2 separate regions of the Homo sapiens genome follow, and region 1 is linked to region 2. A link is a loop called in an ENCODE intact Hi-C map of the cell type or tissue named here. Cell type or tissue: B cell. All regions are shown on one strand.

Region 1 (4,000 bases), 540 kb before region 2:
CTCTCAAAACAGACAGAAGACCCTCAATACTCCTCACCACTTCCCCCCTCCCACAGAAGCCCTAGCGTTCCCTACCCAGAAGGATAAGGGTGGGGAAAATCTGTTTGTGGCAAGTGGTTAAATGTGGCTACCAGTCACTTGGGGATCTATGCGAGAGACCTGGGTGGTAGTGGTGGGGGTGGGGTCTGAGCCCTGCCGCTGGTTACCAGGGTCTCTGGTCATTGATAACAAAGTACCGGGCAGGGCACAGCTCCTAGATGGGCAAGGGCCAGGCCAGGCCCTGGGGCAAGGAAGGAAGTGGGAAATGAGCACACCCAGAGCATAAGGGCAGGGCGGGGGAGGGGGGAGACAGAGACCAAGGCCGGCTCTGGGAGGAACAGGAACTAGGATGGGGGGTTGACAGGAACCCAGCGGGGGAAGGGTCCCCCGGGACCTCAGCTTAGGGAAGAAACCCCAGTCTCAGCTGGACAGATCCAAAATAGACTGAGGAGACATTCACACAAGCCCTAGTGACAAGCAGGGTCTGACTCCTCTCTGAGTGCCCAGGCCAGAAGGCGGAGTTAAAAGCTGAGCAGACAGGAGTGCAATAGATTGGCCTCTTCACCCCACTAACCCCAACACCCTTGCTCTTAGAACCCAGAACACAAGTGTCTTCCTGTAGTTACTACAATGCCCTAAACTGTTACTTTGTCAAAGTACTGGGGGTTCTGTTCTCCTGCCTCAAGTTGGGCCTACAACCCCTTCCCCTAGATAGTGCCCGCAGACCCTCCGACACCGCTACACTCCTTCTCCATTAAACAGCCCCCCTTCCTTCAAAGCACCTCCATGTCCCCTGCCCCTCATGTACCTCCTCCAACCCCCCACATCAGACAGAGACAGCCCCCTCACAATGTACCTCGCAACCCCCCCACAACAAAGCGCTCCCGCCCTTCCCCCATAGAGGCCTCTGGAGAATGCACCTTGTTGCCCACACATTGAGTCCCCAACTGCTCCCGCGACTTCGTATCTTCCCTCAACACACAGCAGTCTCCAGATCGTCTGCAAAGCGCACCCCCATCCGCGTCCCTTCTTCCACGCTCACCCTGCCCCACACCTGTAGTTCCGTGGGTCCCGTTGCACTTGGGGACGTGGTAGTGGTTGGGGCAGTTACTGAGCAGCCCTAGCTGTAGCCTCCGCCTGCAAACCTCGCCCCTTCAGTCTGAGCCCCGCCCCCGCAACGCCCGGGCCCACCCTCTCCCTTGTCCCACCTTCCACCTTCTGTGGACTTGTCCCTTTCCTCGTTTAATTTCTCGAGCTCCTCCCCTGTAGCCCGGGCCCCGCCCCCTTCTGACCTCGCACCTCCTTCGCGTTTTCTTTGCATTTCCCCAGGATCCTCAGCTTTTCCCAGGCCCCACCCCCGATCCCCGCCTCCTCTCGGTCTCTCCGCCTTTCACCAGGACCCGCCCCCTCGGATTCCAGCCTGGCAGAAGTCGCGCCAAGACCCTTCCACCACGATCCCCCTCCCATCTCAGAGCCCCTCCTCCTTCCGCCCCTTCTCCCTCACGCCTCACCCGGGCGGTCGCACTCCAACCAGGATCCGCTGGCTCTGATTGGCGGTGGCGGCCCCAAAGGAGGAAGGAGGAGACAAAGTGATGGTCGCAGGTCGCCTGAGGTCCCACCCCGGCCACGTGCGGCTTCTGTGATGACAAGTCTAGAGGGGCGGGGCCTCGGCCGGCAGGCTGCTAGCCTGAGCGGAGCGGATCAGGGCAGAGGTGGGGAGATGGAGCCAGGGCCAAAGCCACCAGCCTGAGGGCTCTGAGCCGGGTTGGGGCTATCTCGCTGCTTTCGCACCGGTGTGAGCTGCCGCCGGAACTCTAACCTCTTTGTAGGGATGTCTGGGTGGGCGCGTGCATTTGCACTAATAGGGGAGGTCCGTAGGGATTGCAAGGTAGTGCAAGGAATCTCAGGGGTCTGTGAAAATGAGGGAATCTGGGCGGTGGGGTTCAGGTCTGCGAGGTTGAGCAGTTTCTGAAGCCTACGCTGTGCAGGCGGGTGTGGGTTCTGGGATGGGATGGACAGTAGGAGTCAGATCAGTACCTACTGAGGCAGGTCAGCGAGATCTGTGAATTTTACGAGATGAGTGTTGATATGGAGTTAGGAGGGCCTGCAATTGCTGGAGAAAAGTGAGGCCTTTCCCTTGTACAGGTGTCTAATGAACTGCATGACAGTTACATATGTTCTGCAGTTTAAGCGGCGCCCTCTCCAACCTCTCCCCAGGAGATACAATAAGGGAGGGCGACGCTTCCCAGACACCGGTAGATGGCAGCACAGGACACTTGCAGAACTGAGACAGCCCAGCTCAGCGCCGATCTGTGGCCTCTCCGAGGAGCGGACCGTTTGGGTCTGGATTTGATCAAGTTCTACAAAAGTCACATTCTTTTTTATTTTTTTTTGAGACGGCGTCTCGCTCTTTCGCCCAAACTGGAGTGCAGTGGTGCGATCTCGGCTCACTGCAACCTCCGCCTACTGGGTTCAAGCAATTCTCCTGCCTCAGCCTTCAGAGTAGCTGGGATTACAAGCGCGCGCCACCAGGCCGGGCTAATTTTCGTATTTTTGGTAGAGACAGGTTTCACCATGTTGGCCAGGCTGGTCTCAAATTCCTGACCTCAAGCGATCCGCCCGCCTCGGCTGCCCAAAGTGTTGGGATTACTGGCGTGAGCCACAGCACCCGGCCAAATCTCAGATTCTTTAGGCTCTGTGACTTTGTCAGTAGTTAACTTAAACTGGTTTACTCAACGTCAGTGGTGTGGAAGCGCAAAAAAAAGAAAGAAAAAAGTATTTTCTCTGGCCATAAGGAACTTATTATTTAGACAGTGATACAAATGCCTACATAATCCCAGAAGGGTAAACTAAGAAAGGTTTTGGGTAGTGGGAAAACCACAGAGTTTGAAGTCATCTAAACTTCTTCAACTTCAACTTCAAACTTCAACTTATGGGTTCAACTTATGAGTTTGTCTCATACCTTTGAGTATTTACTAGCTGTATAGATTTAGGTAAATTATTTGACTTTAAAAAATTAATTTTAGAACAATTTTAGATTTACAGAAAACTTGTAAAAATAGTGCAGAGAGTTTTCATATATACCCTACACCTAGTTTCTCCTATTATTAACATCTTTCCTTATATGGTTCATTTATTACAATTAATAAGCCAATATTGATACATTAACAATAACTAAAACCCACACTTTATTCTGATTTTCTTTTTGTTTTTTTGAGACGGAGTTGTCGCTCTTTCACCCAGGCTGGAGTGCAGTGGCAAGATCTCGGCTCACTGTAACCTCCACCTTCTGGTTTCAAGAGATTCTCCTGCCTCAGCCTCCCGAGTAGCTGGGATTACAGGCATGTGCCACCACGCCTGGCTAATTTTGTATTTTTAGTAGAGATAGGGTTTCTCCATGTTGGTCAGGCTGGTCTCGAACTCCCGACCTCAGGTGATCCACCCGCCTCGGCCTCTCAAAGTGTTGGAATTACAGGTGTGAGCCACCGCGCCCGGCCTATTCTGATTTTCTTAGTTTTTGCCTTATGTCCTTTTTCTGTGCCAAAATCTAACCCAAGCTGGAACATTACATTTAGACATCATGTCTCCTTTGGCTCCTCTTGGCTGTGACAGTTTTTCAAACTTCCTTGTTTTTGATGACCTTAACAGTTTTTGTTTTGTTTTGAGACAGAGTCTTGCTCTTTCGCCCAGGCTGGAGTGCAGTGGCACGATCTTGGCTCACTGCAATCTCTGCCTCCTGGGTTCAAGCGATTCTCCCACCTCAGCCTCCTGAGTAGATGGGACTACAGGTGCATGCCACCACGCCGGGCTAATTTTTGTATTTGTAGTAGAGACAAGGTTTCACCATATTGCCCCGGATGGTCTTGATCTCCTGACGTTGTGACCCACCCGCCTCAGCCTCTCAAACTGTTGGGATTACAGGCATGAGCCACTGTGCCCGGCCGTTTTTTTTTTTTTTTTT
Region 2 (4,000 bases):
CACGCTCCTCGTGAGAATCTAATGCTTGACGATCTGAAGTGGAACAGTTTCATCCGGAAACCATCCCTCCACCCCGCTTCGTCCATGGAAAAATTGTCTTCCACGAAACCGGTCCCTGATGCCAAAAAGGTTGGGGACTGCTTGTCTAGTGGTATTGAAGAAAGTGAAATAGCGGCACTAAAGAATAAATTAGAAGTTGAATTAAGGGTTCCGAATGATGGGAACACACTTGAGCTGAGAACTGAAGGTCGTGTAGAACCCAGTATGCAGAAAGGGAATGCAGCGGCATGTCAGGGAGAGTCAGTGTAATTTCAACTGTCTGGCTTACAGTAGTAGCTGCTCAAGTTAAAAAATCACTAGAGTCCGTCGGGGTGGCACGTGCCTGTAATGTCAACTACCCGGGAGGCTGAAGCGGGAGGATCCCAGGAGTTTAAGACCAGCCTGGGCAAGAGAGCGACCCGCCGTTCCAAAAAAAAAAAAATCACTAATAAGTAGGCACGGTTCTAACTTGAGTGATCCCATTTAATCATCATAGCTCTTGAAGTAAGTGCTTATCTTCATTCCTCAGAGTGGAAAGGAAGGCACGGAGAGAGAACTAAGTTTCACAAGGTCACCGCTCTTGAGTACAGGAGGCAGGATTCTAGCCCAAGCAGAGTCCATATGTTGTGTACCAGCTACACAGTGAATGGTGGCTACTATGGCGTTTGCCAAAGGGAGAGGGAGGTAGAAGAGGAGGCTGTTTCAGGAATGCTCCATATTTGGAGTAATGAGCACAAGGACTTCATAGCAAGGCCAAGAACAGCGTAAAGCTGCCCGCGCATGAAAAGCAGCCGCGTTGACCGGGCGCGGTGTCACGCCTGTAATCCCAGCACTTTGGGAGGGCGAGGTGGACTGATCGCTTGACACCAGGCGTTCGAGACCAGCCTGGGCAACAGGTGAAAATCCGTCTCTACAAAAAATACAAAAATTAGCCAGGCATGATGGCGTGCGCCTGCGGTCCCAACTACTTGGGAGCCTGAGGTGAGGCATCGCGTGAGCCCGGGGAGGTCGAGGCTGCAGTGAGCCGTGGTCTCGGGAACAAAAAACAGCCGCGCTGAGAATGAGCCCCGTGTGGTTGGTGCGCGGACACGCACTGCCTGCGTAACTAGAGGGAGCTGACGGATGACGCCCCCGCGCCACGCCGCTCAGCGGGATACGCTTCTTGGCGGACTTTGGAGTGGGAAGCGGGGAATGTCTACGTGCGTATGCACGTGGCACTCTCTGCCCGAGGTCCGGGGACTTTCCCCTAGGCGGAAAGGGGAGGAACAGAGTCCTCAGTGTGTAGCCTAGGATACAGGCCTTCAGCACGAACCACGTCCTCAGCTTCACAGAGTAGTATTTTATAGCCCTAAAGAAATTGTGTTTTATGATTAGGGTGAGAAAGTTGGTGGCGTGAGATTAAAAAAACCGTTTTCGGGCATAACTTTCTAAGACTATAGGCTTTCAGAGGCATTGTGGCTAGCAGAATAGCTAATAGACACGAAATGAACAAATACAGGAAAGCTAGAATGACACTATCTTATGCAAATATGGTCTGGCCCCGCCCTACGGGGAGTGGGCGTGGCCTCCCCGGAGCCGGCCGGCCTGCTCGCGTGCGCGTGCGCGTTGGGGCGGCCGGCCAATGCCGGACCGCTTCGGCACCGCCCGCCCGATCCCTCCACCCGTGGGCCGGCAATGGCGGGCGCAGTTTCGCTCTTGGGTGTGGTGGGGCTGCTGCTTGTGTCTGCGCTGTCCGGGGTCCTAGGAGACCGCGCCAATCCCGACCTCCGGGCACACCCAGGTACCAGCTAGGGCTGCTGGAGGAGGGCTGGGACTGCGCACGGGTCCCAGGCCCCAGCTCGGCTGACTCGCCTGTATCCTCCCTCCGCAGGGAACGCAGCCCACCCCGGCTCTGGAGCCACGGAACCCCGGCGGCGACCACCGCTCAAGGATCAACGCGAGCGGACCCGGGCCGGGTCGCTGCCTCTGGGGGCGCTGTACACCGCGGCCGTCGCGGCTTTTGTGCTGTACAAGTGTTTGCAGGTACGGGGCGGCCGGGGGTAGGGGTGCCCCTGCAGGTGCGGGACCGCCGGGCGTGGGGATCCCCTGAGCCCGAATCTCCCATGGGGGTGCCAGGGTACCAAGAACAAGACACAGCTTCCCTGTCTGTAAAATAAAGACAGTAGTCCGTTGGCCTTCCAATATTATGAGGTTATTTTGAGGATCCAGGGAGGTAACGGATGTGAAGAGCGTGTGGTGAACTGTAAATAATGACTATCACATTTAGTTCTCCTACAATCCAGTGAGGAGTAGTCACTTGCTCGAGGTCACCCAGCGCTGGCAACTGCTGGAGCTGGGATTTGAACCCAGCTAGCAGTGTCCATGCTACAAGAGTGGGGCCAGCCTTGGCACAGGAGGTTGATTGCTGCAGCCAGTGTTTCTAGAGTTCCAGATATGAAGTGGTCTCATGTTCTCCTTGGGAGGAGGCCCTGAAATGTAAGTTGACAGTACATTTTGAAAAACAGTACCTTCCAGGGCTGTGTCTTTAGCCGTGACCCTATTACGTACTTGCATTATAAAATAGAACCGATGGAACCAGTTTAGATATATGAAACTAGAAGAGATAGCTAATAATGACCCCAGGTAGATGTGACAGGCTAGGATGAATGACTGAATTTAATGATGAACTTTGAGAAGGATAGACTAGTAAATTCTGTTCTTGGACCTGAGTACAGTCTGGGAGAAACATAATGTAGCAGGAGGTCTTATGAAAGAGAGTTAGGCATTCCAGTTGACTGAGTTCACTGTGGGATGTGACAAGCCACTTCCCAAATCAGTGCTGGGAACATGGCACTGTGCTTCACCTGCCAATCAGAATGCCCCTGGAGAATTGTATTCTCCTCAGGGCATTGCTTTAAGAGCACTACGTGTTCAGGAAACAACCAGAGAAAACCACCGTCAATGAGCACTGACTGTAAAGACTGACGTTAATAAACCAGAAAAAACTCAGGAAAGTGGGTGAGGGTGTGACCATTGCCTTCAAATTCCTGAGGGGCTGTCACCTTGAGGAGACATTATTTTGGAAGGCTCCAGTAAGCACTATGGAAAGAAGATACATAAAGGACAAATTTTGGCTTTGTGCATGAACTGTCTAACAACCAAAGTTTTTGTTTTTTTCGAGATGGAGTCTCGCTCTGTCACCCAGGCTGGAGTGCAGCGGCGCAATCTCGGCTCACTGCAACCTCTGGCTCCCAGGTTCAAGCGATTCTCCTGCCTCAGCCTCTCAAGTAACTGGGATTACAGGCACCTGCCACCACGCCCGGCTAATTTTTGTATTTTTAATAGAGACAGGGTTTCACCGTGTTGGCCAGGCTGGTCTCAAACTCCTGACCTCAGGTGATCCACCCACCTTGGCTTCCCGAAGTGCTGGGATTACAGGTGTGAGCCACAGCACTCAGCCACCAGAGCTTTTTTCAAACCGGAGGGAGTTGCTCATTCCTGGAGGTGTTTCAGCAAACTGACCATGTGTGGGACATAGGACGTCGCTTCATATGCTGGGTGAGGAGCTAGATAGACTAGGATTGTGATTCTCTGAGGTAAAAACCCAATCACTGTCTCCATCTCAAATTGCACTCTCTCTTGGCTGGCTCTGGAGACTGAGGTGATGGAGCAGAACCTTGTTGCTTCAGTACTGCCCTTTCCTTCTTCCACAACAGGGGAAAGATGAAACTGCGGTTCTCCACGAGGAGGCAAGCAAGCAGCAGCCACTGCAGTCAGGTGGGTTTAGCAGAAGTCTGTGCTGGGTCGGGGGAGTTTAGGGGACAGCAGAAGATACATAACCACTTCTGCCCCCTTTTTTCCCTTATCCCCAGAGCAACAGCTGGCCCAGTTGACACAACAGCTGGCCCAGACAGAGCAGCACCTGAACAACCTGATGGCCCAGCTGGACCCCCTTTTTGAGCGGTGAGGAGAGCAATGATTC

The links. Hi-C counts contacts between places; a loop is a spot of excess contacts. Peaks named below come from ENCODE experiments on the same cell type or tissue, not always from the same donor. Only the 100,000 strongest peaks of a DNase experiment are listed, where the experiment ranks them.
Region 1: a loop joins it to region 2, with 7 times the contacts of the local background. A loop is called at or near these places in 10 of 110 quality-filtered maps.

What each region holds. Positions count from the first base shown.
Region 1 is chr9:35,114,712-35,118,711 of GRCh38, forward strand. It overlaps ATOSB (atos homolog B), which reads right to left and starts at 1,151. Exons shown (of 9, transcript NM_025182.4): 1 at 1,094-1,151. RefSeq lists a silencer at 1,296-1,355. In B cell, CTCF peaks have their summits at 2,297 (motif pointing right) and 2,501; DNase peaks (open chromatin) are centred at 450, 1,650 and 2,300; H3K4me3 peaks cover 2,307 bases; H3K27ac peaks cover 2,243 bases.
Region 2 is chr9:35,656,667-35,660,666 of GRCh38, forward strand. It overlaps CCDC107 (coiled-coil domain containing 107), which reads left to right and starts at 1,626. Exons shown (of 5, transcript NM_174923.3): 1 at 1,626-1,819; 2 at 1,910-2,061; 3 at 3,735-3,795; 4 at 3,891-3,981. The coding sequence starts at 1,714. It overlaps ARHGEF39 (Rho guanine nucleotide exchange factor 39), which reads right to left. Exons shown (of 9, transcript NM_032818.3): 9 at 2,677-4,000. It also overlaps RMRP. RefSeq lists enhancers at 390-898, 899-1,406 and a silencer at 1,489-1,748. In B cell, CTCF peaks have their summits at 1,993 and 2,193; DNase peaks (open chromatin) are centred at 1,185, 1,905, 2,035 and 2,925; H3K4me3 peaks cover 2,605 bases; H3K27ac peaks cover 3,834 bases.